Linked DNA regions of Homo sapiens: regions 2, 3, 4, 5 and 6 are each linked to region 1. The links are chromatin loops, found by intact Hi-C in ENCODE. Cell type or tissue: GM12878. All regions are shown on one strand. Region 1 has its middle 7.4 kb from the start of ALLC. Region 2 overlaps EIPR1 (EARP complex and GARP complex interacting protein 1). Region 3 overlaps EIPR1 (EARP complex and GARP complex interacting protein 1). Region 4 overlaps TRAPPC12 (trafficking protein particle complex subunit 12). Region 5 overlaps TRAPPC12 (trafficking protein particle complex subunit 12). Region 6 overlaps RPS7 (ribosomal protein S7).

What was found. A loop is a pair of places that touch in the nucleus more often than their neighbours do. Peaks named below come from ENCODE experiments on the same cell type or tissue, not always from the same donor. Only the 100,000 strongest peaks of a DNase experiment are listed, where the experiment ranks them.
Region 2: it touches region 1 in a loop (4-fold over the local background); 7 of 110 quality-filtered maps call a loop at or near these places.
Region 3: it touches region 1 in a loop (3-fold over the local background); 2 of 110 quality-filtered maps call a loop at or near these places.
Region 4: it touches region 1 in a loop (10-fold over the local background); 71 of 110 quality-filtered maps call a loop at or near these places.
Region 5: a loop joins it to region 1, with 6 times the contacts of the local background. A loop is called at or near these places in 13 of 110 quality-filtered maps.
Region 6: a loop joins it to region 1, with 8 times the contacts of the local background. A loop is called at or near these places in 40 of 110 quality-filtered maps.

Annotation. Positions count from the first base shown.
Region 1 is chr2:3,648,318-3,653,317 of GRCh38, forward strand. It overlaps a transcript of ALLC not described here. Among named protein-coding and RNA genes, the nearest start is that of ALLC, 7.4 kb to the right of the region's middle. RefSeq lists enhancers at 3,234-3,513, 3,624-4,372, 3,624-3,863. In GM12878, a CTCF peak has its summit at 2,863 (motif pointing left); DNase peaks (open chromatin) are centred at 3,014, 3,544 and 3,934; H3K4me3 peaks cover 1,138 bases; H3K27ac peaks cover 903 bases.
Region 2 is chr2:3,301,511-3,306,510 of GRCh38, forward strand. The region is part of intron 3 of EIPR1 (EARP complex and GARP complex interacting protein 1); the gene reads right to left. Among named protein-coding and RNA genes, the nearest start is that of EIPR1, 74 kb to the right of the region's middle. In GM12878, a CTCF peak has its summit at 2,284 (motif pointing left); a DNase peak (open chromatin) is centred at 2,301.
Region 3 is chr2:3,220,291-3,225,290 of GRCh38, forward strand. All of the region lies in intron 4 of EIPR1 (EARP complex and GARP complex interacting protein 1), which reads right to left. Among named protein-coding and RNA genes, the nearest start is that of LINC01250, 97 kb to the left of the region's middle. RefSeq lists an enhancer at 2,878-3,077. In GM12878, no CTCF peak of the experiment used is centred here; DNase peaks (open chromatin) are centred at 2,451 and 2,981; H3K27ac peaks cover 2,262 bases.
Region 4 is chr2:3,420,982-3,425,981 of GRCh38, forward strand. It overlaps TRAPPC12 (trafficking protein particle complex subunit 12), which reads left to right. Exons shown (of 12, transcript NM_016030.6): 4 at 900-1,013; 5 at 3,544-3,682. Among named protein-coding and RNA genes, the nearest start is that of TRAPPC12, 44 kb to the left of the region's middle. In GM12878, a CTCF peak has its summit at 3,101 (motif pointing right); DNase peaks (open chromatin) are centred at 1,560 and 3,090; H3K27ac peaks cover 998 bases.
Region 5 is chr2:3,459,550-3,464,549 of GRCh38, forward strand. It overlaps TRAPPC12 (trafficking protein particle complex subunit 12), which reads left to right. Exons shown (of 12, transcript NM_016030.6): 8 at 714-787. Among named protein-coding and RNA genes, the nearest start is that of TRAPPC12-AS1, 21 kb to the right of the region's middle. RefSeq lists enhancers at 273-786, 1,139-2,006. In GM12878, a CTCF peak has its summit at 2,881 (motif pointing left); a DNase peak (open chromatin) is centred at 2,722; H3K4me3 peaks cover 569 bases; H3K27ac peaks cover 977 bases.
Region 6 is chr2:3,576,570-3,581,569 of GRCh38, forward strand. It overlaps RPS7 (ribosomal protein S7), which reads left to right. Exons shown (of 7, transcript NM_001011.4): 4 at 1-61; 5 at 1,141-1,205; 6 at 3,541-3,691; 7 at 4,236-4,351. The coding sequence ends at 4,313. Among named protein-coding and RNA genes, the nearest start is that of RPS7, 3.8 kb to the left of the region's middle. In GM12878, no CTCF peak of the experiment used is centred here; no DNase peak of the experiment used is centred here; H3K4me3 peaks cover 3,952 bases; H3K27ac peaks cover 1,669 bases.

The sequences.
Region 1 (5,000 bases):
TGATGAGGCTTTCACATGCTCGAGGCTGCTCTGCCCAGGCTGGGGGAGCCAAGACGCTCCTGACACTGGCAAAGCTCTCGTGCACACATAGGGTGTCAGCTCTGTGCATGTGAGGCTGGCTGGCTCTTCCTCACCTGCACGGCGGCATCCACTGCCCACAAAGCCTCCCTGGCTGCCCCAGGTCCACCAGTCCTGGAGGTGCTGCTGGCCTCGGGGATCCTGCAGGGTCTGGGGTGCTGCCCACAGAGTGGGTGGAGACTCTGCTTCCATGTGCGGACTCCTGGCCACAGGGAAGGCCTGCCAGCTGGGCCTCCATTCCCCTAGGGCTGCCCACAGCATCTTTGTCCAAGTGTCCACGGGGCTGTAGGCTGTCCACTGCCCCCCATTCTCTGCTCCAACACCAACCCCTGTCCTCCTGCAAATCCATGTGGGCAGACGGCCGCCTCTTCCACCAGCGCATCACACGACCCGCTGTGTCCCAGGCTGGGACACGACTTCAAGTGACAGTGTGATCTTCATGAAGTTACAGAAACATCCTAAGCCTCAGTTTCCTCATTGGTGGAGTGAATGATTTTCATGCCTCCCACTGGGGCCTTGTGAGGATTACATGACACGATGTGTGTAGGGCGGTCGGCGTGGCAGAGTACTGGGTGTTGAGTACTGAGTACCTGGCCCCGTAGAGAAGCCTGGGTGCCAGGCAGTGGTGAACATAGCCCAGGACAGTACGTTCTCATGCACGCCGTAGACGGGTTCATAGAAACGGCAACACACGTCATAGGTTCTTGGAAATGGCAGGCTTGGGTGAAATGGCAGTTAATGAAACCAGTTCCACAATGGGCGCGTTAATGAGCAAGACTGAAGTGCCTAGGGTGTCATTCTGGTCACAGGGTCATCACCAGACTTCGAAAAAAGACCCCAAACACTTCTTTTTTTTTTTTTTTTGAGACGGAGTCTCGCTCTATTGCCCAGGCTGGAGTGCAGTGGTGCGATCTCGGCTCACTGCAAACTCCACCTCCTGGGTTCACGCCATTCTCCTGCCTCAGCCTCCTGAGCAGCTGGGTCTACAGGCGCCCGCCACCACGTCCGGCTAATTTTTTGTATTTTTAGTAGAGACGGGGTTTCACCGTGTTAGCCAGGATGGTCTCGATCTCCTGACCTCGTGATCCACCCGCCTCGGCCTCCCAAAGTGCTGGGATTACAGGCGTGAGCCACCGCGCCCGGCCCCCAAACACTTCTAATATTAAATACTGAAGTAAATGTGGTTTACACATACATTTAAGAAAGATTAATAGAAATAAGATCCATGTTACCCAGTGATTCTGGTTCAGGGGTGCGGGTGGCCCACGCCTGACCTGGCAGCTCAGGGTGCAGGGTGGGCTCCAGCCCTGGAGAGGACGCTGTCCCATCGCAGGGCAACACACCCGCACTCACACAGGGACCGGGCAGACACACCAGGGACTCACGTGCACACGTGTGGACGCGGGAGGAAACCAGAGTGCCCAGAGACAACCCACGCAGACATGGGGAGAACAAACAGACGCCACAGACAGCGGCCCCAGCTGGGATTCAGTGTTTTTCCTCATCAGTGTTACAACGAAGCAAGGTTGGATGAAACAATTCGAGGACTTGCTGCCCGTAGCTTCCCCAGCTACAGCTGTTCAGCAGCGTCTAAGACGTTTTCCAAATTTGTTCTGTGAGGAACTGGACGTGATGCATTAGTGCCCTGGAAGGCACGGAGCCGTCATCTGTGGGTCTTCACCCCTTTCTCCCCTCTTATGTCTGATTCTTGCAGAAAACAAGAGCCGTTCGGCACTGGCTGCACAGTGCCCTCAATTGGAAGGGAAGAGGGCAGCGCTGGCTGAGAGGGCAGAGGAAGCCGGGACACCTCCTGGAGGAGGGAACACTCTCTGGGTTCTGGGGTTTAGGGAATTAGATAGCAAAGCCCTGTTCCAGGTTCCTGCAGGAGCTCCCACTGCTCCTCCTGGGGGCCGGAGTGGCATCCACAGGGCTCTCGGGGCAGCCAGGATTCCCTGTCTGTGGCCGGCCACCGGGCTGATGGCCCCTGAGTTGACCCAGGCAGCCTGCCTTGCCAGGACTGATGCTGAGCGCTGTTTGCTGGCTACTGAGTGAGAGAAACAGCGCACCACGGTGACTGTCAGGTGGAAGCCTGGTGAGGCCTGGGCAAGCGGGCAGCTGCAGCTCCAGCCCCAGCAGCACCTTGAAGCCCCTCGGCCCGGTGAACATGTGGGCCCTGGCAGCCACCTGCCCCATAGTTCTGTGGGGGTCAGCAGTGCGTGCACCTCCCTTCCAGATGCTCTGCTCCTGGGGCGTCTCGCACTTGTCTGGGGCTCAGTTTACTCCCATACAGGCGAGGAGCTTGGGTACAAACACCTCTGCCTCCACACTACCCCTCCCATGTGGGTACCCACTGTCACGCAGTCCCCACCCTGCAGACCCTCCACCAGGCTTCATGGAGGGGAGTCTGTGTTAATAGCAGGCACAGTGAAGGCGCACGGGGCCTTTCTTTGTACCTGGTTAATTCAGCAGTGTAGGATTATGCTTGCTTTAAAGCAAACGTGAGGGGCTATAAACACTGGGCCTGAAGTCAGAACCATTACCCTGATTTTATTCCCATAACTTCCGAGGAGGAGACCTATTGTGTAGACTGCAGAATCTGATCTGCAAAGTAGGAGGGAAACGGTTTGGTTAAGGAGAGAGCCGGGATTTATTAGGTGCTGCATTGAGGCATGACCGGAGAGCTGGCACGCGTGTATTTCTCAGAGCCCTCTGAAGCGTGGGCTGAGATGGATGAGCGCAGACACACAGCCTGGGGCTGCCCGGCGGTGGCGGCGGATCCGTGGCTCCATACTGCCATCTAGTGGGAAAAGAGGACGAGGACGGCGGCGCCCACACAGGCGCGGGGAGGTTTGCAGAGCCACGGAGGGCGCTCAGGCCGCCGATGCTTGCGGGAATTCTTTTTGGGTGGGTGGGTGGGTGGGGGGGGTGTGTGTGTGTGTGTGTGTGTGTGTGTGTGTGTGTGTGTGTGTGTGTGTGTGTGTGTGTGTGTGTGTGTGTGTGTGTGTGTGTGTGTGTGTGTGTGTGTGTGTGTGTGTGTGTGTGTGTGTTAGGAAGGGAGACGAGTTAAAGGCGTAGAAAGGACAAAGAGCAGGCGGGAGCAGGAGGCAGAGGCCGAGGTGTCAGACTCTTCAGAAAGCACCCGGCCTCGCTCCGCGTGAGTTCTCATCCTCAGTGGCACCCACGTTGTGTCCCTGCGGTGACAGCAGCCACGTAGACCTGACGACCGAAAGAGCAGTCAGGAGAAAGAAAGGTCACTTTGGCCGTTGATGGCAAAGACGAACTCTGGATGGAGGCTGGGCCAACCCCATGCGGAGCTCCATCGGCCGGGGAGGCGGGAAACATGCCCGGCGTTTCTTCAGGGGCAGGACGAGATCCCTGACAGATGTCGCGTGGCTCTCAATCGTCCTTATTCGCGGGCAGCTATTCATCCGGATGCTCCTCCCTTAGGCCTGAAACTGCTCTCGCGCTCTGCCCACGCCGTAGAAGGCAACTCAAGGTCACTGCATGGAAACCGTGCCCTTCGCTTCCCCTGTGGGCCCATCAGGGTCTGTGGCCGGTGAGGGCTGAGGTCACCAGACGCAACCCGGCTCAGCTCAGCAGTTCGGAACCAAGAACCACACGTTTCTTAGTTGCAAGCAGGAAAATCGCAGTCGGGCTAATTTAAGCACAAAGGGAATTTGTTGAAAGCGTTTTGGGAGCTCGCAGGAATTCTGGGAGGCCCGGAGCCCCGCCTCGGTGCGTGTGGAAGGGAACAAAGCCCATGGATTGTGCCGCCCACCACGACCTGCAAGGGCCCCTCGGCTGCCAGCAGCAGGTGCGGGTGGTTGCTAGGCTGCCCGCTGTTGCTATGGAAGCGGCTGTGCTGCTGTGTTTGCATTTCACTAGCTTCCTGTGCAGAGCCTGGGGGCCGGTCTGTCTGGTACCTAGAGCTCGGGGCCATTTTGTGGGCCTGCACAGGTTGTGCACTGCACAAATCCAGAGCCACTATTCATAGAGCTACAATCCGCACAATTCTACATGGAAGCTTTGTAGGCGTCCATGCCTTAGATACAAAGGAGGCTGGGAAGCACATATTTTTCCATTTCTATGGTGGGAAGAAAATGTGTTTCCTAAGGATGGAGATATCCCAAACAGCGTATATCAGTTAGCTTTTGTTGTGTAACAAACCACCCCAAAACTTTGTGATTTTTTTTTTTTTTTTTTTTTTTTTTTGGAAATGGAGTCTCGCTCGTTTAGCAGGCTGGAATGCAGTGGCGTGATCTCGGCTCACTGCAGCCTCCCGGTTCAAGGGATTCTCTTGCCTCAGACTCCCAAGTAGCTGGGACTATAGGCGTGTGCCACATGCCCGGCTAATTTTTTGTGTTTTAGTAGAGATGGGGTTTCACCGTGTTGCGCAGTCTGGTCTTGAACTCCTGAGTTCAGGCAATCAGCCTGGCTCAGCATCCCAAAACGCTAGGATTACAGGCGTGAGCCACCACGCCTGGCCAAAACTTAGTGATTTTAAATAATAACCATCCATTTAACCATTAATCTTAACTCTGTAGTCAGCAATTTGGACTGAGCTAAGCTGGGCAGTTGTTATGGTCTTGGCTGGGCTCACTCTGGTGTCTCTGGGTAGCTGGTGGGGTGGCTGGTCTCCAGTGCATCAGCTGGGAGGCCTGTCTGCAGCCTGCAGATTCTCACTTCAAGTAACTGGCCTGAACATGTCTGCAGGGTGGCAGCAGCATTTTGGCGCTGCTTCAAAAAGAGTGGGTGCACACGGGGCCCCCCGAAGCCTCCACTCAGAGCTGGAGCATCACTCTGTCTCCTTCTGTGCCCCAAGTTGGTCATGAGGTGAGCCCAGGGGTCAGGAAATAGACTCTGCCCATGATGGGAGAAGCTGTGGAGTTCCATTGCACAGGGGTGTGAGGGACTGTGGCCAC
Region 2 (5,000 bases), 350 kb before region 1:
AAGTCAGACAATGCTCTTTCTTCTTCCAAGTGGGCCAGGCTCATTATTGAGTAATTAGTTCTTACTCAGGTACCCACAATGGTGGCCAAACATACCTGAACTGTGTTAAAAACAAAACCAAACGAGAAAAGTGTTTCTGGTCTTATAATATTTGTTTGACACCTCAAACCTCTTATTTTCATTTCAGAGACTGATTAAATACAGTCTCAAGGTGATAAAATAACACAGTAGGATAAAAATAAAGTGACAAGTGGCAAGGGATGGTTAGTCATCTTTGATACCTGTGGATACTCAAACCCACCATTTAAAATGTCTTAGGTGTTAGATGTGGTAGGTGTTTCTATCAGGAACACGTGGGAATAAAAACAAATTTAGAACTCACATCTGGGCTTCTCACTTCTAAAACAAGGGTCAGGAGGCCAGAAGGCGGAGCAGCGCATCAGTTAGGATTTGACAGGACCACCATGAGGGCTCTGAAGGCGGAGAGACTGCCAGATGCGATAAAGCAGAAGCTCACAGGACTCTTTTACAGGGCTCCTGAGGCCACGCCAGCAGTGGGAAAATCTCCAGAGTGGAACTGAATTCAAGAAACCTGTGTATAGAATACTCCCTCAGCGACTTGGGGTTCCAGATCCAGCCACCTGAAAACTTTCCGGCATACAGCAAAAAGAAAACCCCTGATTTCCTAAACTCAATCAGCTTTGAGTTTAACGAGGGTGCCTCTGGGCCAATGTCTAATGAATCACAGGATCAGAGTCACCGCCTGATATTCTGTGGTTCTGGTGAAGCCTGGGCAGCACAGCAAGACCCTGTCTCTACAAAAAATTTAAATGTTAACAATTAATTAAAATTTAAATTTAAATAAAACGTGTGGTGAGTGGCAAACTGCGGTTTCAAGCAATTAGAAGACAATCCCTCTTCTGAAATCCAGGTCCTTGGCTTTCTCATGCTGTCTCATCCTCCCAGCACCACACTCTCCTTTCTTTGCCTCCCAGTTCTTTTCTGTTGGCTGCTTCTCCTTCTGCTGCTGGGCTTTAGCAAGCTGATCCTGAGTGCAGTTGGTGGATGGCGACAGGCCGGATGAAGACAGCGATGGCAGTGACGTGACGTCGCGGAACCAGAGGTTGTGCCCCATTGCAGTGGCCATTGCCAGAAGCCCAGGCCCGCTGCGGATCCACAGCCCTCCCTGCATCCTGGAACCCCCGCCACCTTGTCACTGTCACTCTGGGTGAACTGCTTGCTTTGTGTCTGTCTTCCCATCAGACGACAGGCTCCCAAAGGCCAGGCCAGCCGTGTCTGCATGGCTGAGCTCGGGGCGCTCCAGCAGGGCGTCTGGCATGCAGCAGAGAGGGATCAATACTGAGAACAGAACAGAGGAAAAGGGCAGAAGCTCCAGGGCCAAGGTCAGCAGGAGGGAGGGCCTGGGCAGCCACAGCAGGGACACGAAATCTGACTCCGTTTTTTTCATCTGTAAAACTGAAATTGTGACTCAAGAGTTGTGGAGATTAAATATGAAGACCGCTGAAAAGTGACAGTGGCGCTGGCTCACAGCTGCACTCAGTTGTGGTGACAGCCAGTGCCCTTGTGTCCACCTATGTAACCATCCCCAGCCTGGGGACTTACACAGCCCAACGTCACGTGTATTTGCTGCACTTTTAGTTGCAATTCACAAAAGCTGGCTCCGGCTGATTAAGCAGAAAAGGAGATCAACGTGAGGGGCTGGGTGGAAGGGGAGGGGTGCCAGGCAGCTCACTCTCACCAGCCATGCCGAGGGCCAGGCTAAGGGGAGCCTCTGGGGGCCAAGCTCGGAGCCTCACCAGGGCCATGGCCCAGCAGGGGAGTCTCTGCGGCCCCCATCCAGCACAAAGGAAGCCACCCCACAGCTCTGCTGCTGCCTTAGGCTGCTGCGTGCCAGGGACCGACCACCACCTGGAAGTCACCGGCACTGCTGCCACCTCGACCGCCACTCACAGCAGCAGTGGCAGCCCCCACTGTCCCCTCACGCTGCCACGTCTGAATCAGTCTCACCCAAATGCTCAGGCCAGCAGAGTCGGGTCACAGCGAAACTGGAAAATAGATTTCTTATTTTCATATTGGGAAATGCGACTAATAACCTAGGAAATTTCCCCAAGCACAGGAAGACTACTCCAAAGATAAGGAGCAGCCACAAACCCGCCAGACGCCGGCAACCTGACTTCTGAGTGTTTCCCGGCACCGTGAACACAATAGACGACACGTGATACGGTGCGGCCTCTGCGCCCGGGAAGCTTCGCCCTCTGCTGGCAGACGGCGGGATCCATCGGGTGCTGGGAGGACCGGGAATCACAGCAGGCTGACCAGCCATAACAGACAGAGTATAACCCCAAAGAGTCAATCGCTGTCAAAGGAAGACTGTTAAAAATCTTATACAGTCATATAATTTGGGTTGAATAATGAAGATTCTCATAAAACCCTATCACTCAAATCTCCGATTTACAGTACTTGTTGCATGGTTTGAAAAGATTTCCTGTTACAAAATCCCCACTGTGTGATTTGCTGACTCTGATGTAGGAAGACAGACACGGTCACCAAGTTCACACAGAAAGGATCCATCTGAAGGGCTGGAAACGCCCAGGCACGCGGACAGGCAGCGGTGAAGCCACAGAGATGATCTTCCCAAGACCCCACGGAGCGCCACGCAAGGCTGCAGAGATCCAGGGAACAGCGTGCTGTGCGCGGGGAGGTGGTCTGGCGAGATCGGAGTTGAGATGGCCAGGGCTGAGGAACAAAGTGTCCAGGGTTCCCAGCGTTTCTCAGAATCACCCAGGCAACCTCATCAGAAGACATGGTTCTGCTCCACATCCAGCAACCAAGACTATGTGATCCTGACACCTGCAGTTCAGCCCTCCACTCCCGTCCTGTTCAACCCTCCACTCCCGTCCAATTCAGCCCTTCAGTCCCGTCCAATTCAGCCCTCCACTCCCGTCCAGTTCAGCCCTCCAGTCCCATCAGTTCAGCCCTCCACTCCCGTCCAGTTCAACCCTCCAATCCCATCCAGTTCAACCTTCCACTCCCGTCCTGTTCAGCCCTCCAATCCCGTCCAGTTCAACCTTCCACTCCCGTCCAATTCAGCCCTCCACTCCCGTCCAGTTCAGCCCTCCAGTCCCGTCCAGTTCAGCCCTCCACTCCCGTCCTGTTCAACCCTCCACTCCCGTCCAATTCAGCCCTTCAGTCCCGTCCAATTCAGCCCTCCACTCCTGTCCAGTTCAGCCCTCCAGTCCCGTCCAGTTCAGCCATCCAGTCCCGTCCAATTCAGCCCTCCACTCCCGTCCAGTTCAGCCCTCCAGTCCCGTCCAGTTCAGCCCTCCACTGCCATCCAGTTCAGCCCTCCATTCCCGTCCAGTTCAACCCTCCAATCCCGTCCAGTTCAACCCTCCAGTCCCGTCCAGTTCAGCCCTCCAATCCCGTCCAGTTCAACTCTCCACTCCCGTCCAGTTCAACCCTCCACTCCCGTCCAGTTCAACCCTCCACTCCTGTCCAGTTCAACCCTCCACTCCCGTCCAGTTCAACCCTCCACTCCCGTCCAGTTCAACCCTCCACTCCCAACCAGTTCAGCCCTCCACTCCCGTCCAGTTCAGCCCTCCAGTCCCATCAGTTCAGCCCTCCACTCCCGTCCAGTTCAACCCTCCAATCCCATCCAGTTCAACCTTCCACTCCCGTCCTGTTCAGCCCTCCAATCCCGTCCAGTTCAACCTTCCACTCCCGTACAGTTCAGCCCTCCACTCCCGTCCAGTTCAGCCCTCCAGTCCCGTCCAGTTCAACCCTCCACTCCCGTCCAGTTCAGCCCTCCACTTCCATCCCGTTCAGCCCTCCAGTCCCATCAGTTCAGCCCTCCACTCCCGTCCAGTTCAACCCTCCAATCCCATCTAGTTCAACCTTCCACTCCCGTCCTGTTCAGCCCTCCAATCCCGTCCAGTTCAACCCTCCACTCCCGTCAGTTCAGCCCTCCACTCCTGTCCAGTTCAACCCTCCACTCCCATCCAGTTCAACCCTCCACTGCCGTCCAGTTCAGCCCTCCACTCCTGTCCTGTGCCCCCATTGAGTAACGGACTGGGGCCACCTTCACAGACCTGACAACCCTGGGGAGGAGCAGGTGCAGGAGACGGGGAAAGACAGACAAAGGGGGACCTGCCCGCCCTCCAGAAAGGCCCTCACCATTGACGACACCGCCACAATCTCTCCCACAGCCAGGCTGAAAGTGATCTGACAGTTTCAACTCACCCCTTTCATTTATGTCTATATCCAGACAGTCTTCTAAGTGTCTGTCATATCCATTTCTGATAAATTCTCACCTCCTCCCAGGCGGTTCATAGGCTCTGTTCTCCTTTCTTTCCTATTTATTCTGTATTTTCCTACAAGATGACTCCTTGTTACATATTACCATCATCACGCCAATTCTATGACCTGAAAATTTCAAATCGCTGCTTCCCCCCTTTCTACTGAGTTCCGAGGCAGTCACTTGGGTCTGAGCCCACTACAATGTAAAGCCACGCCTTTTACAAACAATACTGTGCTGAACTTATTGACAGACACAAAAACGAAACTGGGGTGAGCTGCATGGGCACCCAGCGCAGACGCATTCAGCCTGAGGGACAGAGGCCCGAAGTCATCATTTCGTCATGCTAGCGGTGGCCTGGGTCCCGCCCCGCCCCTTCCCTTGGCTCCTCTGAACAGCGCTGTACACACCTTTCCCACATTCTGGGTTTCTATGGATATTTGGTTGGATTTGTTCTCTTTTCCCCCCTTCTGTTTCCCAGGTTAGTGTTTTATGCAGAATTCATTATCTAAGATTCTTTAACTTATTCCCTGGTCACTCGTTTTTGGTGATATCATATATTACTTTTTGTCATAAGAAGTTTGGTTTTCTTTATGAAATTACGGTTGGGCCATAAACAACACACAGTTTAGGGGCACCAAACCCCAACACAACTGAAAAATCTGTGTGTAACTTTTGGCTCCCC
Region 3 (5,000 bases), 430 kb before region 1:
CCGAGGTATACACTAGAGCATTCACAGTGAGTCGGGGACACACGCACACAATGGCCATGGTACATTTTACAGCATTTATAGAGTCAAGTGCACGTGCACACAATGGCTGTAGTACATTCTAGAGCATTTATAGAGTCAGGTACATACACTCACAATGGCTGAAATAAGTGAGTCAGGTGCACATGTGCATGATGGCCGTGGTACATTCTAGAGCATTTATAGAGTCAGGTGCACACACACACAATGACCATGGTACACTCTAGAGCATTCACAGTGAGTTGAGGACACATGCACACAATGGCTATTTGTGCATGTGTACATTTTAAAGCATTTATAGTCAGGTGCACACACGCGATTACCATGGTACACTCTAGAGCATTCACAGTGACTCAGGAACACAAGCACACAATGGCCGAGGTACACTCTAGAACATTCACAGTGAGTCCGGAACACACGCACACAATGGCCGAGGTACACTCTAGAACATTCACGGTGAGTCCGGAACACACGCACACAATGGCCGAGGTGCACACTAGAGCATTCACGGTGAGTCGGGAACACACGTACGCAATGGCCGAGGTACACTCTAGAGCATTCACAGTCAGTTAAGGACACATGCACACAATGGCCATGGTACATTTTACAGCATTTATAGTCAGGTGCACATGCACACGATGACCATGGTACACTCTAGAACACTCACAGTGAGTCAGGAACACATGCACACAATGGCCGACGTACACTCTAGAACACTCACAGTGAGTCGGGAACACACGCACACAATGGCCGAGGTACACTCTAGAGCATTCACAGTGAGTCCGGAACACACGCACACAATGGCCGAGGTACACTCTAGAACACTCACAGTGAGTCGGGAACACACGCACACAATGGCCGAGGTACACTCTAGAACACTCACAGTGAGTCGGGAACACACGCACACAATGGCCGAGGTACACTCTAGAACACTCACAGTGAGTCGGGAACACACGCACACAATGGCCGAGGTACACTCTAGAACACTCACAGTGAGTCGGGAACACACGCACACAATGGCCGAGGTACACTCTAGAGCATTCACAGTGAGTCGGGAACACACGCACACAATGGCCGAGGTACACTCTAGAACACTCACAGTGAGTCGGGAACACACGCACAAAATGGCCGAGGTACACTCTAGAGCATTCACAGTGAGTCTGGAACACACGCACACAATGGCCGAGGTACACTCTAGAACACTCACAGTGAGTCGGGAACACACGCACACAATGGCCGAGGTACACTCTAGAGCATTCACAGTGAGTTCGGAACACATGCACACAATGGCCGAGGTACACTCTAGAACACTCACAGTGAGTCGGGAACACACGCACACAATGGCCGAGGTACACTCTAGAGCATTCACAGTGAGACCGGAACACACGCACACAATGGCCAAGATACACTCTAGAACATTCACAGTGAGTCGGGAACACATGCACACAATGGCCGAGGTACACTCTAGAACATTCACAGTCAGTTGAGGACACAAGCCCACAATGGCCGAGATACACTCTAGAGCATTTATAGAGTCAGGTGCACATGCACACGATGGCCACAGACAGCTCTGGGACACATTTTGAAGCATCCATTTCACGTCCTAAGGAGCTGATGGTCATAATCAATGCTCCTGAAAACTTGTTTCCCAAATCCCCTCGCGGTTTTTTTTTTGTTTGTTTCACAAGACACTTATGTATGCATTTGAATGGGTACCAATTCCAAAGTGGTGGAGATTCAAAGCCGAATCAAACATTTGCCTCTACATGCACATCCAGCAGCACAGCATCCTGCACTTAAGAGCAGCATGTGCTCTAAAAGACACTCTCCCTGCAGACATATCACTGCAACGCCTTCTTCCCCTGGCTAGAAGAAAATGGGTCATCTTAGCCTAGTTTTGCTCCAGGTGTGGAATAAAATAAGTGGGGGAGAGGACTGTATTTCCTGCAGGAAATCGTGGTGTGCTATTCCACTCATTTTCTCTGCATGCGACTGATTTTATATCTGCCTTGGCGTGGGCCAAGGGATATACTTCTCTATGAAAAAGCTCATATTTCTCAGTCATATTATCAGAGGAAGCAATAAAATGAGTTTCAAGTGGCTGTATAAGTAACTTTTTAGATCTATGAAGAAAAAATATAATTCAAAAAGAAGCAAAAAAAGGCTTAAAGACTACAGGAGGTAATATTGATTTGCTTTAGAAAATAACTGGCTTCGAGTTCTCACAGGTAAAGCTTTCAAGAAATGCTTCTTGGGTTCTGAAGATCACAGGGAACATTGTAAGGCTGTGATGAAGTCTGCAAAGAGCACAGGGAAATGAAGGAAGGTCACATGGCACTTGAGCCTCGGTACCAACTGAGTCTGTGGGAGGGAGGCCTGGGCGTGGAGGGCCCTGAAGAATGACTGCCAGACTGAAAACCTGTCACCTGGGTAGATGGGTGCATGATGACATCGTGGATTCGCTTTCAGAGAGACCAGATCGAGATATCATCTTGCTAGGAGTCTAGGAAACCAACTACACAAACAGAAGCTTCGTGGCTTTCTGGAAACACAGCCATGGGTGGTGGCTACATGTTTGCAGAGTAGTGACGGGCGGTTCCCTAACCAATCACGGTTTTGTGTGTCTTTCTTGTTAAGAGATAAATGTCAAGGCAAAGAGGGAAAGGGTCAAGAAAGACAATTCAGAAGAATCTGAGCCCAGGAGCCTCAGGGTCCTACAAACTGCCCAAGCCTGAGACTGGCAAGATGGATTATTCTTCACAGGACCAGGACTGAAGCTGGAAGGGCACATAGCTTACAATAAAATGCGTAGTTTGCAGATGACAACGAAGAGAGATGTGGCCTACTTCCTATCACTTGGCCTGCACATTCTCAGGCCTTGGTCGAAACACCACTTCCTCCCACGGAGTTGACTGATCCACAAAGGTCGCTGGGACTTTCCCTGGTCCTTTCCCGTGGCAGCCTGCACTCCCCCCACACATGCAACACATTGATCACCACCGGCACCCGGGTTCCTGGCCAGACTCTCAACTGTATGAGCAACGAGCTCACACCTCCCACTCATGGGAATATGCAAGCAGCCAGCTCAGGCTGTGACAGGCACCTAAGAGGCCTTTAGTAAACTGTGTGCTGACGAAGGAGGAGGGAAGAATTCATCCCGCCCCCTCTGAGTATGTGAGGATGTTTTGCGCGTTCTTAAATGCATAAAAAATAAACTTAGAAAAAGTCTGTTTATCAAGTACAAGTCAGTGAAGACTGGTTCACCCTAGAACCCCATGGAAAGGGTTTGCTACTCAGTATCCAAAGCGCCCCACTAAAAAAGAGGCTTTGCTTGTGAATCAATTCACAAGGGGCTGCTGGGGCCAGGTCAAGGTGCAGCCCTGTAGGTGGCCCCCAGGGTGGACACCTGCCCTCTGCTCTCTCTATGCTCCTCCTCCCAAAACTGCTCACTCCCATTCTGAGGGCTGGAACGGCATGGCGGCATGCCTGTGGACAAAGCCAGAACCAATTCGTCCAGTGGACTCCCCAGCTCCGACCACATGTCCCATGTGACCCCTAAACTCCCCATGTATCAAGCAGAAAGTGCTCCTCTGTGGCACCCACCTCTTCCAACCAAGAGAACCATCCCGGGAACAAACGCTTCAGAGTAGTTACACCTCTCTATCATTCTCAAACTCTAAATGCAAAACAAAGCTCACTGAATTGTACTTTTTAATGTCTGTTGTGTTGCCTTTTCTTCAATCTAACCTAAGATCTGGCCATGACTTTATTTCATTCCAGGTTGTCTGGAGACACCGCCTGCCTGATTCCCGCCTTACCGGCTAAACTTGTCTCCCTGTAGTCTCTGCCTGGTCCCATCTCGGCCTGTATTTGCCGTTTTCCATCATTAAAACAAGAAAACATACAGTGTCTTACTTTAAGGACTCACCATCCAGACACAGTCTTAGGCTCAAGTGCTACTTCCAACAGGAAGTCAGCTTCAACCCTGCCGTAAGAGCAACCGGCACTTACGCAGCTCCTACCATGCGCCCGGCTTTACCTCTAATAGTCACATCCGCCTTACTTTACACCTTAGGTTGCTCAACTAGAAAGATTCAGAATTGGGTGATACACACCTGCCCATCCAACCAGCCCTGATTGCCAAACAGGTTTCACCTCAAAGGACCAGAGGTGCCTGACTGGACACTCTATCACAAGGCTCCAGGCTCTGCTGCAGGGCCCCATGATCAAGGCACACTGCCTGCCCCATACACAGGCAGGAAGAGGCAGCCCCGTGTGAAAGTTTTCTGCCACTCTAGCAGAGGCTGAGCTGCCCAGGGATAACTGCTCCAACAAGACCTCCCCACCACACGCAGTCCTTCAACATCCCAGCATGGACATCTCCCTAATTCAAATGCAAGCTCCCTCAGTAACAGCACTGCACCTACCGAGCTGAACATCGGGCTCACCTGAGTCCCTGCTGGCAATGCCACCGGCAATGCCACAACCTGCCGGAACCCCTGTTACATCTGAAGAGGAACTTGCCTACTCCAAGGGCTGCCTAAGAGTTCATGAGATATCTGAATCCCAGCACCGGAGCTCCTCCACTGGGGGCTGCAGCCTGTGACCGGCCATGAAGCCACATCAGGGTGCCGGGGCCAGCACGAGGCTGGAGTGAAGCACAGTGTGCCACAGGTTTTCAATGTGAGTACTCCCTTGTAAACAGTTTATTTCAGTTACGTGCATATCTATTTACATGTGTGGGGGAAGTCATTATGTAAAACTATCTATAGGTCCAATCAAAACAAATTTGGAAAATACTGCTTCAGATCATACTGTTGGCTTTTTCCCCCCCAGATTTATTGAAGTGTCCTTGACAAATAGAATTTGTGTATATTTAGGTAGTACACTGTGATATGTGTGTGTGTGTGTGTGTGTGTGTGTGTGTGTGTGTGTGTATGACAGGGTATTGCTTTGTCACCCAG
Region 4 (5,000 bases), 230 kb before region 1:
TACCACTAATGAGTGCTCGTTCACTAACCTCCCCGCCAGCCTTGCAGTCTCTGTCAGGCAGGAGGTACTTAAAGCATGTTTATTGACTGGCTGCAGAAATGAGGACATCTACCGTATTCAAAGATAGTGCCCGTTACATTGAGAAAAGACAGAGTGAGCATCCACTTTTAGCTTCTTAAAAGGTTTAAACATTCTGATCTTATTTTCCCATTCATTTGCCTAATGGCTGTCCTTTCTGTATTGCACAAGGGCAAAGATAAACACAAGAGTCTGTACGAATCAGCCAGTGTGTCAGTACCAGCCAGCCTTTCCATGTTGAAGCCGTAACGTTAAGTGATGTGAAAGTATACTGTGCATTGCCACACGGGCCTGGAACATGTTGTGTTCACCCAGTTCATTGATTTTTTCATATTGATAAATTAAAATTATGAACATATAAAGCCAGTTATTTTAGAGTCATATGCAAATCTTACAGATACAAATAAATATGTCCAACACATAGCATAAAATTTCCTTATTGATTTTAAATTGACAGAAATCTTAAGATAATCTTGCTAAAAAGGAAACCAGTCATATAGATTGAGAGATGTGCGGAGCTTTCCAATAAAAAGCCTCTTCCCGATGTTCTATCGGTTGTTGAATTGTAATGTTTTTATGATTTGATCGGCTTGAACTGTACCTCACGCTTGGCTCTCTTATTGCCTAATTACACGTGCAGCGTTGACAAATGGCATGCCCCTCCGTGCCGTCAGCACACTGACGTTGTCACCATTACTAACGGCTGGCTGGCGCTGCTTCCAGCAAGGTGAGCAGCTGTGGCCAGTGGCTATGCGTTTGGGTCATGGATTCCACCATGCCTTGCATGTGTGTTTGGTCACATGTTCTGCCGTGTCTTGCAGAGCTGCAGAAACTGGAGGGCAGCAGTGGACCTGTGCGGACGTCTCCTCACAGCCCACGGCCAGGGCTACGGCAAGAGCGGGCTGCTCACCAGCCACACGACAGATTCACTGCAGGTGAGAACACCTTTCAGGTGCTGGAGTTTAACCTGGCTTATCACAGTCTGGGGACATGGACAGGACCATGGCCTTTCATGCCAATAACAAAAAGTATGTTTTCATATCCTGCTTCTTTCTCTCCTAATTATATTGTATATACTATACTGGGGCACTGGAATTCTCACTTCGGCCCGTCAGGATGCCTGTGCGCCCCAGAAGCACGCTCACAAGTGCCCACACTCAGTCTCATGGTGGAACCGGCATGGCTTTGGGTCAGCAGGTGGGTTCGCCTCACGACTGGCAGTAGCAACTGGCCTGTGCGGGGCTCTGGGGCGTGTCTGGGCCCGGTAGGAAACAGTGACAGGAGCAGTTGGTTCTGTCCACCCCAAGGACGGAGGGTCCATGTGCCATTTGCTCCTCGTGGTATATCACTTGCTCTGAAATTTAAAAAAAAAGAAAAAAGAAAAGGGAATGCACAAAATAGACTTGTGAACAAAAGGAAACTCATCTGAGAAGAAGGAACAGCTGCAAACGTTGATACATTCTTACCTTTCCCTGGGGAGTTTTTTAACTGTTCTTCTAGCTTACATGGGAATCCCCCGGGACTAAACAGATCACCAGATCCTTCAGAACTGTGATGAGCTTTTGAAAGGAGCAGCTCTGGGGAGCCCTGACAGCTTAGCTATTTCCAGCAGGCTCCTTCTCCTTCTTTCTCTTCCCCCAAGAGCCGACAAGAAGAGCCGCTCTAGCTTTAAATGTACTTTCCCCCATCACCTCTCCATCCATTGGTTTGCCAAATCTTAGGCTGTTTTCCTATCATTTCTCTCCAACCCACCACCACCCACAGTTCGAGCTCTCATTGCAGTGTTGCTTTGGCCTCTTTTATGAACTTAGTTCAAGTTTCTTTATTCACATTCATTCCATAAACTACCTCCAAAAAAGCACACTTTTGATCATCTCACTTTCCTGCTGGAAAACTGTGCCCGGCGCAGTGGCGCATTGACTGTAGTCCCAGCTACTGGGGAGACTGAGGCAGGAAGATCACTTGGGCCTGGGGCTTCTGGGCCGTAGTGCACTTTGTTGATCAGGTGTTGGCACTAGCTCAACACCAATATGGTGACCTCCCTAGAGCCAGGAACCACCAGGCTGCCTAAAGAGGGTGAACCACCCTCCTTTCCAACTAGGTCTGAAACGGAGCTAGTCAAGAGCTGGATAGTTTCCCATTGGCTACCATGTGAAATTTCATCTTCTCGTGTTGTATGCAAACCCTCAGACCATGACAGGCTATGTGTACACTATGGAATGGTTAAATCAAGCTAAATCGCATGCATTGCCTCGCATGCCTTTGTGTGTGTGTGTGTGTGTGTGTGTGTGTGTAATGAGAACACTGAAAATCTGTCTTAGCAATTTTTAGTATACATTGTAACTGTGTCACCACGTCTACAATAGATCTCTTGAGCTTATTCCTTGCGTCACTGGATTTTGTTTCCTTTGACTAACATCTCTCAAACCTCCCCTGCCCGGCCCTCCTCCCCACCCCCAGCCCCGGCACCCGCCATCTACTCTGCTTCTGTGAGTTCAGTGTTTTCAGATTCCATGTGTAAGTGAGGTCACACGGTGTTTGTCTTTCTGTGCCTGGCTTGTTTGTCTAACGTCATGTCCCCTAGGCTCATCCACAGCACAAACGACGGGATTTCCTCCATGAAAGCTGAGTGGTATTCCACTGTGCGTCATGCCACGTTCCTTTATCCGTTCATCCTTCAGCGGACACTTAGTGAAATTCATTCTTCTCATCAGTAAAGTCAGATCCAATTAGGTCATTTCTAAGGTACCCTTTTAATCCTAAGTCTCTGGCTCTGCAGCTGTCTAATGCAAATTCCCACCATTTTCCTGAATGTACCCCTGAGAGCACACTGTGCTCTCTCGTATGTTGTGTTTTGTCCACTCTGTACCTTTGTCCTTACGTTCCCTGAACCAGCAGACCCTTCCTTAGCCTGTGGCCCCTTGAAATTCTGCAGCCCTGAGAGCTGCCCTCAAACACAACCCATCCCTGCGCTTCCTCTCCTTCCTGCTCCCGTTCCCGCCGTCATTCCCCCGCCCTCCACTAGGTGGCGCATTCCTTTGGTGCCTTTTCATTTTCATGACACCTAGCACAGTGCTTTGCACACAGACCTGCTCAGTAAGCACTGTTTACTTATTGAGTAAACAATTATGTAAAATCATTCACATTGTTATTAAGCTCAATAGTAATTTCTTCTTAGAGACAGGGTCTCGCTATGTTGCCCAGGCTGGACTCAGACTCCTGGGCTCAAGCAATCTTCCCACCTCAGCCTCCTGAGTAGCTGGAACTGCAGGCATGAGGCATCATGCCCAGCTTCAAGAGTAATTTTTTAAATACGATTGTGTAAATATGCAAAGATAGAAAGTTAGGTTAGCCCTTATTTTAATATATGAGAAATTAACCTCTAACACCAACTCATAAGGAATAGCAAATTCTGAACTGGATATATGTAGATAACCTATTGTTTCCATTGTATTTTGTTTTTAGCTCTGGTTTGTCAGGCTGGCACTACTAGTGAAGTTGGGCCTTTTCCAGAATGCTGAGATGGAATTTGAACCCTTCGGAAATCTTGATCAGCCAGATCTTTATTACGAGTACTACCCGCACGTGTACCCTGGGCGCAGGGGTAAGGCCATGGTATTTAATATTTGTACATTTGTCTGTGTGTCGCTCTGGTTTGCTTTGATTTATACATAATTTCGTAGCCTCAGTTTTCCTTATTTATCCAGTCTTGAAAAATCAGATAAGTACCCAGCAACAAGCCTTGACTTACAGAATGCTCCCACTCCGATTTACCGAAACACTGACCTGGAGGTGCTCCCTGGTGCATCTGTTTGTACATTTAGCAGCTACGTGTCAAGCACCTGCTCTGTCAGGGCAGCATGATTTGGTGCAGGGGCCGGGTAGTAGACGTCTGAGCTGCGCTCCACAGGGAAGAGCCGTCCCATATCGGGACCTGGCGCACAGAGATGCAGAGCGGTGGAACCAAACGTGTCCGTGCATATGGCACACGCCGTGACATTTTCCGTTTGTCTCTATTCTGATTTAATTTATTTTAAAAATCTGGTTGTGGTTCACCCTTTGGGTCACGGTCACGACCATTGTTTGGAAAACACTAGGCTACAGCATAGGGTAGTTCTAGGAGAGTGACAAGAAACCACCAGTTGGGAAGGGAGAAGGGCGGGTTACGGAGAGCCTTCTGCAGCACTGGGAGCCTTGTGCAGTGTGCGTCTCTTGGTGGAGAACCTCATAAATATGTTTGAAGCCTCTCATGTGTTCTTAAATAGAAAACAGTCCTGGCAGGATGTCTTGTGAGGGCAGTGTAAGCAGCTATTGAAAGCCCACGCCCTGTTGTCAGGCATCCCCAGTTACATCCTGCTTCCCCCATTGAATCGCGTAGCCTTGGAGGAGTTATCTGACATCTCTGTGCCCCAGTGTCCTTATTGGTAAAACAGAGATGCCAATCCTCCTTGCTGCCTGGGTTGTCCTAAAGATCAAATGATGTCACGTGTAAGTTGCTTGGAATAATGGCTGCTATCTAGTACCAACTGTATTTGCTGGTTTTCTTACTCTCTTCCGAATGTATCAGTAACATGGGAAAGTCTCGCACTGCCGCATTTTGCAGGCTCGATTGTCAGCATTTGTTGGCTGCAGCAGTGGAGCTACAGAGAATGGTCCTAGTTGTCAGGAAATGCAGAGCCTGATTGGAGGTAGAAAATATTTAAAACCAGTGGTACAAGAGATGCAAAGGCCTGATTAATAATAAAATAATAATTCCTATAGAAGTCTCAGAAAATTTAAATAAACATTCTGTTGAACTTGGTTGATACTAGTAGGTAAATAGATGAACTAAAAAGGCTAGAAGTAAAAACAAATCTTTGAACTTCTTTGTGTGTTGTTTTTTTGGTTAAAACTCAGCTCTGTTTCTTTGGAGGGGCATAGGA
Region 5 (5,000 bases), 190 kb before region 1:
CCCTGAAGGTTTGAAATCAGTGGAGGGATGGCTGCTAACTAAATAATGTGCAGGGGAGAGCAGGGAGGGACGGGCCAGGCTCAGGGTCGCGGTCAGCCACCGTGTGGCAGCAGGTGCTAGGGAAGGAAGCCAGCTGCAGGGGAGTGCCGAGTCCCCAGCGGAATGTGCCAGCCACTTGAGTTCTGGAACACGGTGTAGCACTCCTTGGGGGAACCGGCGTCTGCACCAGCCCATGGTCGGGAGGCAGGGGAGGCCTCATGGCTGGGCATGGGTGGGGCCCTCCGGGTGGCCTCCCATAGGTCAACTGCGAGAGGCTGGCGGCCACCCTGGCCAGTGGCCCTCCCAGCCTTGTCGAGCTGCAGGCAATGTCGTCGTTTCTGTCAGCTTTGCTCCTTTTCTCAGGGTTCTGGCTTTGGAAACGGGGCCCCCGGTCGGACCATTTGGCCTTGTGTCTGGGCTGATGCTGAGCAGCCACCCTCCTGGTTCTCTGATGCCGAGGGTCTCTTCCCAAAGCCACCTCTGGTCCCAATGCGAGTGCTGTATTTTCTGCCTCAGTGCAGCCTGCAGCATATTCAGCATTCCAGGCCGAAATCCAGTGGTGTTAACAAGAGGGATCTTTTAAAGTTAAATTAGAATTCACAGGACCCAGTAATTGAGGGCTAGAAAGAGCCTCGAATTTATTTGTGCACTTACAGGCTGCTCTTACCTTGTAGCCTCTATCCGGCTGTGGAGGTCACGTCTGGGCCGGGTGATGTACTCCATGGCAAACTGTCTGCTCCTGATGAAGGTACGTGGGTGGCCAAGCAGGGCTGCCATGTGATCTGGAAGAGCGGGGTCAGTGGGAGCCGCGAGGGAGCCGCTGGTATAATAGATGCTGGCAGGGACCGGCCGTGCAGAGAAGCCAGCTAAGTACTGGCTTAACAGGGAGCCCAGTGACACATTATGGGGCTATATGTACTTTATTTCTACTGCAAGAAATTTCAACAGAATGTAGAATTTAGATGATCAGATTTCATTATTGAAATGTGGGTCTAAATGATTTAATTAAAAGTATTGTTCATTTTCCCCCATTTTTCTCTGAACTCCATCCCCAGAAGGTGTCCTTTGTTCTCCCTATCTTCGTGGAGGGTGTTTTTTTCACCTCATGGTTTTGATTTTATGATTGATGCTTACAACACCTGAAGACAGGCTTCCCCACAAGACCTTCTTAGGACGTCACCCCAGAGCTCTCAGCCCGCAGGGAAACAGCTTAGAAATCAAGGAGCTGAACTGAGGCTGTCATCTGTTTTTCCGTGTCTCCTGGCTCTCGCCAGCCTGTGCAACGGTGTTTTTTGGCTCCTCTCTTTGTTTGGAACGCACCCCACACCTGGCTCACCTCCCACACTGGGCATCAGGGTGCCCTGTGTGGAGCTAGTGTCCCTGCAGCCAGCTGTGCGTACTGAGAGCTACTGCAGGAATCAGCTAGCAGCAGGCGCTCCGGAGCAGTGCTCGTAACACCTCCTGGGCTGTTCGAAGACAGCGACCTTAACTCCCACACCCATGCGGCTTTCATGGGGCCAAGGTCATTCCTGAGCTTGATTTTCAGCAAGGCAGAGCAGGCAATTTACCAGCGGAGAACTGTGCTCACGGGCTCTGTCATGAACCCTGAAGTGGCAGCCCTGCTTTATGCACGGACCCTGCAGCATCCCCAGAGGTGACTGTGACCCCGGGCACTGCTCCGAGCAGGCTGGGTGCGGGTATAGATTCACAGCCATCAGTGGCTCAGGCATTCCATCAGGAAGACGTGCAGCCCGCACCCCGGCTTTAGCGCAGCCCCAGTGCCCAGTGCGGGGCCGCTGCCTTTGCGCTTCTGCGTCTACGTCAGGCTGGACGCACAAGGAGACTCGGCGTCCTGTTCATCCTCGGTAGCAAGCGACCGTGACGCAGCCTCGCACTACTGCAAGCCTCAGCCTCCTCCTTAAAATAAGGGCATAGATCTGAGATCTCTGAAATCCCTCCCAGCTCTGACATTCACACAGCTCTCTCCTCTCCTTCAACACACTGGATAAAGGAAATTACGGTTTTCAAGTTCTGTGGTTTTGCTCAGAGCAGGTTTTTCTTCCGCTGCCACTCCTGAGATAGTCCCACTGAGGTCAGGTGGCCCGCACAGGTGCTTTGTTCTGGTCCTCACCCTCCTCCCACCCGCCCCCTTCCCTTCTCCAGCCCCCTCTGGCTTCTGCAGCAGGGCTTGCCCACCTCTGAGTGGGAGTGAAAAGTAGGCCCTCCTGCTCCCCTGCCCTGGTGGCCTCTTCACCACCCAAGGCTTGGCCAGCAACCAGGTGACCCCGAAGCACCCGGCCTGACCCCTCTGCCTCCCAAAACAGGCCATTCTCCCTGTGCTGCCTGTGGCCAGCCCTGACACCCCCACCTGGCGGTCTGGGCGGTCCGCAGTAGGCCTCCACCTGCTGAGGGCATTGTCAGCGTCACCTGAAAGTCACCAGCTTGCCGGAACATTCTTATGCAAAGACATGAAGAATCAATTATAAATTCACAGGACTGACGTTTCACTAATCATGGGGCTAAAACTCCCCAGGGAGGAAAGTTCCCTGTTCCACTGGCGGGCTTTCATTTGCATTTTAAGACACATTAATAGAAAACGACGGAATGGGCTTTTCTTTGTGGCACTGTGGTAGTAACACCACCACCAGGCTCCGAATGTGAGTCTTCTTCCTGTATTGCTGGGACTCAGTACAGAACATATTATTGCATTTCAAAAATACTTTTACAATGGACATGATTTAATTTGAAAGTTCAGCTTAAGCTTTCATTTTCATGAGTTAAAAAAAGGAGGCAAAAATGTTGCAATTAAAGCCAAGCCAAGCATATGCACTCTCTTGCCATCTAGTGAGCATACAGGGTATTGCAACAGTGTGTGATCTTAATAATATGGGGTATCCTGTTAATTAAATTATGTATATGGGCTAACAATGAGTTATTTAATCAGCCATTTAATTATCTTGAATAACATTTTTATTACAGTGAAATAAATACCAATTTAACTTCTTAGCAATGAAATGTATTCATACGTTTTAGCCCTGGATAAATCTGCATGATATGCTATAATGCACAGTGGCATGTATTATAAAGCATTGAAAATGTCACTATCTTCACTTTTTAAATACTTCTTCCTCTCCTTAGGCCTCACTGTAGCCTTAGGGCACCTGCACTGGCAGACCATATGGATGCAGGTGCCTGCCACCTTAGGTGGCTTGGGCCCCCCCTCCCCCGGGTGCCCCTGGGAGGCCACTTCCCTCCTGGTGTCCCCACAGCTCGCCAGTATGCACATCAGAACCCGCCGTGGCTCCGCACATGATGGAAAGGAGCACGCAGCTGCATCAGCTACCTTCCGTCTTGCTGAAATTAGACTGCAGAAGTCCTTGCTGGTTGCAGAATGGTTGTAAATCTAGTTTCACGGCCTGTAAACACGTGTGGCTGCTGAAAAGAAATGGTGAAGATTGAGCTAAAATAGACTTGTCCCTGGAAGTAAGTCATTCATGTCCTTTACAAAAGCCAAATCCACAGGATCTGGAGAGTAGGTTAAGCTCTCTTGAGGAGCTTCTTTTGGCCATTTTACCTGTGAAGGGCTGTTTCCTCTTCAGTAAATAAAGTCATTAAGTAACCGTCAACCTAAGGAAACTTTGTAACACAATCCCAAATCCTCATCTGCTGTATTGACGATGGGCCCCCTGAAGTGCCCCAGAATTCTTCCCCCAACTGCAGCCCGGACACACAGACACGTGTCATGTTCACACCTGAGGGACTGGCGAGCGCTACTGTTGCTGAGCTGGTGGGAGTGGCTGCCGGCGGGTGCAGGGGCCCCCGAGATCCCTTCTCTGCCGCGCCTGCCCCCGGCCTGGAATCCAGCTTCCTCTCACACGGCTCCCAGGCCTGTGCACGTGCTCTTTGGGAAGAGCCATGCCTAAAGTAACTTCCCATCAAAGAGCATGGCTTGGTTTCGTAAAAACCTGTCTTTTGTCATACTAGATTATCTTCAGAAACACTGACCCCTGGCCCTGAGCACTGAAAGAGCGGTTAGGGTGATGCGGCTGGCCACGGCATCGCCCACTAGCAGTGAGTGCTGCGCCCCCACCACGCCCCCACCCTGCGCTCTCTGTGGTGGCCGCCTCAGCCTGGAGCATCAGTGGCGTGAGTGGGGCACTGGAATGACCCAGTGACACTGCCGGGCTGATAACAAGAAAGTCAAAGCCTGCCTTTTGTTTACTTGAAACCAAAGGTGGGACATGTGTGGGATTAGAACAGACATTGCCCAGCATGATGGGTGCTCGGAAGCCTACTTCCTTCCCCAGAGAAGCCTAGGGGGGCAGCTGCTACTTTTCCCCGAGCTGGTGCAAGCTGGTGAGTGCAGCCTCTGTTGGAAAGCAGGGCTGCTCCCCTAAACTTCTCAGATCAGGGCCAGCCCAGGGTGTGCAGGCCCCACAGCTGCATCTGGGGTGCCATGTCCGTCCCAGCTGCAACCTCAGCCGCCCCGAGTGCCCCCATGCCAGGTCACAAAGCCCTCCCCTGTGTGAGGGAGCTCACACACACACGTCCACACACACACATGCTCACACACACGCTCACACTCATACACAATGCTCACACACGCTTACACACACATGCTCGCACTCGCACAGCTAGACAGCAGAGACAGGCAGCAGGAAGGCGTGGGAAAGGAGACCGAGGCATGTGCTGTCTGGCTCGTCATGGGCGTCAGGCCTTGAATAAAATTAGTTTTAATGAGCTGTACTCGAAGGTACTAGACTGGAGAGAGTCGTTTTGGGTTTTTTTTGTTTTTTCCTTCCTACCAAACTGGAATTGTACTTGTCTGTCTTTCTTTGTAACATCCCAATTAGCAAGCCAGTAACTCCAGTCCCAGTTTGGAGGAAATGGAACATGTAGAAGAATAAAGAAATAAAAGTACCTCTGGGATTATACGATGAGTAAGTAAGAAGAAAAACACC
Region 6 (5,000 bases), 72 kb before region 1:
CCGGCTAGTACGCGAATTGGAGAAAAAGTTCAGTGGGAAGCATGTCGTCTTTATCGCTCAGGTATCTGTTCTACTGTTGCAGCACGTTTCTGTTTGTGAATTTTGCTAAAATTGCTTGTATTTAGACTGCATTGGTAGTTGGAGTCATGAAAACAATCCTTTTATGAATCCAATTGGGTAGAAAGATAAAGTACAGGCAGAGCGCCGTGGCTTAGGCCTGTAATCCCAGCACGGGGAGGTGGAGGCGGGTGGATCACTGTAGAGACCAGCCTGGGCAACATGGTAAGACCCTGTCTACAAAAAATAGAAAAAATAAGTTTTAAAAAGAAAGATAAAGTACGTTCTTTAATTAAGAGTCGAAACAAGAAGTCTGTAAAGTGACAGACTGCTGTGTTTTGAGTTATGAAAATGATTTCCCATATTTAAATTTCCACAAGTCTAGTGGGTTGCTTACATAGATGATCAAACTAAGAAACCTGTTACAGGCCGGGCCCTGTGGCTCACTCCTGTAATCCCAGCACTTTGGGAGGCTGAGGCAGGCGGATCACGAGGTCAGGAGATCGAGACCATCCTGGCTGACACGGTGAAACCCCGTCTGTACTAAAAAATACAAAAAATTAGCTGGGCGTGGTGGTGGGCGCCTGTAGTCCCAGCTACTCGGGAGGCTGAGGCAGGAGAATCGCGTGAACCCGGGAGGTGGAGCTTGCAGTGAGCCGAGATCCCGCCACTGAACTTCAGCCTGGGCGACAGAGCGAGACTCCATCTCAAAAAAAGAAGAAACCTGTTACAGTTCGGATGGGGGATTGGTGCAAACTGAAGTCTATGGGGAATGAAGTGCCAGGATTGATCTGGAATAAAAGTAGTATTCTGGGTCATAGGCATGGGGAAAGGCGTATCTGGGAGATTTTGTCCACTGGCGTATTAGTAGAGGCTGTGGATTCTGAATGATTTATTCAAGAATCAGGAAGTAACTCCATAGAAGGGTTTGCTCAGTCAATTGTTCGTCTAAGTTGTTTAGCCTTCTCGAACTTTGAACTTACCCTGCCATTCTTCTTGCTTTTAAAGCAGTATGGCAGTTACAGCTTTTTGTCAATTTAAAGTCTTTTTTCATTTTGTTACATGATAATTTTTACCTTACAGAGGAGAATTCTGCCTAAGCCAACTCGAAAAAGCCGTACAAAAAATAAGCAAAAGCGTCCCAGGAGGTGAGTATTTTAGTAGTTTCAGAAATGTGTGTACCCCTCTTATTAACAACTCTTAATTTGTTTAAGTTGTAGTTTATGAAAACAGATGTTCAAGTGGGAATTTTTGAGTAGCAGCATTTGGTTTCCTGTATAGTTGCACATGATACGTTTTAGAATTCTAGATGTAAAACATACATGTATTCATGTAGCCATTGTTTGCCTACTAGGTCAGTGCTGTCACAAGATGAGATGATTTCCTCCGATTATTTGTGCACAGGATAGGAATGATGAGAAGGAAATCATTACTTTAATTCTGTGATATAGCATGCTAGACACAGTTGACATGGGCTTGGATTTATCTTTGATTTTTATTTTTGCTGTGGATTGGAGGTAAAAAAATGTAGGTGGATTTTGGTGATAACATCACAGGTTAAAATATCACTGCAGTTGAAGATGCTGATGGAAAATGATTTATGAACTTGATTGACTTACAGGTTATCTGGCATAAACTCAAATATTGGTAGTTGTCTTCTTGAACTAGATCTTTTGGTATTTTGTTAGTCTCTGATTAGTATGTTGTTTTACAAATGTGAACTATTAAATCCCTGTGGACTCTTCCCTAAGGATGAGTTGAAGAAAAAAAAAATCCTAGTGTTGCCTGTGCCCTCTAACATGTTTAATTTGTATTGTTACTCTCAGTGGATGAGGAAACTGATCCAAGGCTGGGATAATTTGCTGATTGCAGCTAGTACTAGTAGTGCTAAGAATGTTTTTTTTTTAACTCGGTCTTGTTCTGAAAACCACTAGAACACAGTGTTGGGAGTCTGGTAATGTGTTATTGTGTCGAGCTGTGGTATGTGGAAAGGTAGGTGCCAGCTTTTCTAGAACTTGAATTCTATGGCTTAGTACTTTGAAAAACTTTTAAAGGCAGAGTGGCATAAGAATTTAGGATTTTTTTCCCCTAAATCATGACACTTAAAGAGGGTTTTGGAAACTCAGTTCTGAGAACCTCAGTTAGGAAATGAGTATAAGAACAGTCCCAGAGGACTGTCCCTCAAATCCATAGCTTTAGTTTCCCTCAGTACAAACCTCTGTTTTCCAAATTTTCTCAGACAATGGCTTCAGTGTTTCTAGTGGGACCTAGTCTGTACATTGAAAGCCTTCACACTAAGCCTAGCTGGTAGGTCATAGTGATTCTACCACTTTTCCAATCCGGCTTCCTGCTTTCAGATTTATTTTCCCTATTCAGTAGAGCTATCTTTATCTAACTCAGGTTAAATGCTGAAATTGATAGTTTTTGGGTATAGCAGGGTTTTTCCTCTAAAGCGCTCCAGTCCCTGTGGTTTGTGATGATTGAGTTATGGTGCCATTGCTCCCCATTTTAAAAGATTGTAGATGACATTGGAATCTAATTTCCGTATTTGGGTGCTTTCCTAGTATTGTAAGAATATGCTTAATTAATGAGTCGCAATGAATAATCCGTTTGTCTTGATTTGCTTTCTGAAAGGTGATGAGGGTTTTGGGAAATGGACTTTGTTCAGGCTTTTGCCCTTTGTGGCTGTGACATATTAAGATGTTGGCAGTAAAATTGAGAGCCACCAGAAGATGTTAACTGTGTATATGGGCGCTGCCAGATAGGAAATCCAAATGAGTAGACTATAGTGTTATTGTTAGCTACTATGGGGTGAGACGTAGACAGATAACCATATGTAAGGCAGCTCCCTAAATGCTGAAACAAAGAACCGTCTCTTGACTTACTCCTGATGTCTCATGGTACATGGTAGCTGCCCCAAAAGCTTGCAATTAATTGAAACTTCTCATTTGTTAGGTGGCAGGTAGGTAGGTTTTGAACTTGGTAGTGATATTCAGACGAGGAGCAAGATTCCACTGGCAGTTCTGTGATGCTAAGTAAATGATGTGATCATATCCGTGCTTTAGAAAGATTATCTTGACATTGGAAGGGGGTGGTTTTGGAGATGAGCAAGAGTGTTAAAGGTTATTGTAGTGATTTAGTTGAGAAATAATACAAGTGAAAATAAAGATGTATAAAAGTCCTCTAATCTCACATTCCCTAGAGATGGTCACTCATTGCCTTGGTGAGTTTGTAGTTTATCCCAGAGTAACATTTAAAATTGACTGAGCTTTTGAAATAAATCAGTAAGCTATTACCCTATTCTAGGTAGGCAAAGGCTTTAGTTTGGTACGTGAAATATAACAAGCTTATTTGAAAATGAGTGTTAATTTGACTTCAGGAACCTGGGATTTGCATTTTCATTTTGACTTAAAGAGGTGCCCTCTGGAGTTGCCCAGAGGGCAGGCGTTGCTAGGTTGCTTACCTTTTAAACTATTCTTTTAGCCGTACTCTGACAGCTGTGCACGATGCCATCCTTGAGGACTTGGTCTTCCCAAGCGAAATTGTGGGCAAGAGAATCCGCGTCAAACTAGATGGCAGCCGGCTCATAAAGGTTCATTTGGACAAAGCACAGCAGAACAATGTGGAACACAAGGTAATAGGTCAACATTTTATCATGGAAAGGTTCAGCCACAGTGAGAGTGGATTTTAGTGTAACCAGTCTCCATGCGCCACCATAGCAATGACTGTAGTAAACTCAGGACTAGTTCTTTTACCCGCACTTCAGCCTGCTCTCCTTTGGATTATGTGTCAGGTGTTAAATGGAGATGTTTCAAGAATTGAACACTTGAAATTCTCTGTACCTTTTGGAAGTAGACTCTTTCTGTGGTCTTTTAGTTAGGCTGTATATTCTTGGTGAGTTAGGGGTGGGTGGTGATGGGATCAGTGTCTTGGGGGGACATAACCATGTGGGTGACTGCTGGGGTCCCCTGATGGCTTCCCCGGTGCAGTGGTGTACAGTTCTGTCCCACAGCATTGGAGAAGAGCTTGTCCCCGGTCGTGAAGACTGCTGCAGACATGTTGTGTGTACTTAGTTGCTGAGGAGAAAAACAATACAGGGCACAATTTCACGAAACTATTAGGTTTTAAGCTGAGTGTGTATTTCAAAGTTCTGTGATGAATTCTTTCTTTTCTTGTAGGTTGAAACTTTTTCTGGTGTCTATAAGAAGCTCACGGGCAAGGATGTTAATTTTGAATTCCCAGAGTTTCAATTGTAAACAAAAATGACTAAATAAAAAGTATATATTCACAGTACTCTGTTTCAGTTATGTTTTTCAAAATTCCAAATTCACGGATGCGCAGCTGTCTTCATTATCAGTGGCGTCCTGTGTGGGCCAGAGGATTTCAGTAGGAGGGGTGTCTGTGCCAGAAAGCTTGATGCCTGTGAGGTTCTGCTTGTATTCAGGGGTACAAGTGTCATCACGTGATGCTGCAGAAATGGCTGAATATTGGCACTTTTGCATGGTTCAAACTAAAAATATAGCAGGTACTTTTTTTATTGTGCTATACGTAAAATTTACCATATTACCCATTTGTAACTTTACAGCTCAGTAGCCTTAAGTGTATCTACAAAGTTGGGAAAGGGAACTCTGAACTTTTTTATTCATCTTGTAGAACTCAAATTACCCATGAAACCAGCACCTCCACTTCTCATTCTGTCAGATTTGTTGAATTTTTTATACATAAACTCATGTTAGGTGTTAAACGGACTTTCACAAGTTAAATGTCAGAGTCTGATTAAGATTTTAGTAGATGCTAAGTGGTGTGTAAACTTGGGTATTCCAATTCCTCACTTCCTTAGTTTTCCACTTCATCAAACGAAGGCTCTGGGTGAAATGAAAGCCTGAAGTGAGGACCCTGGTGTGGTGTCAGGTGACTGGAGTTGGACCAGGTCTTTGTAGGGT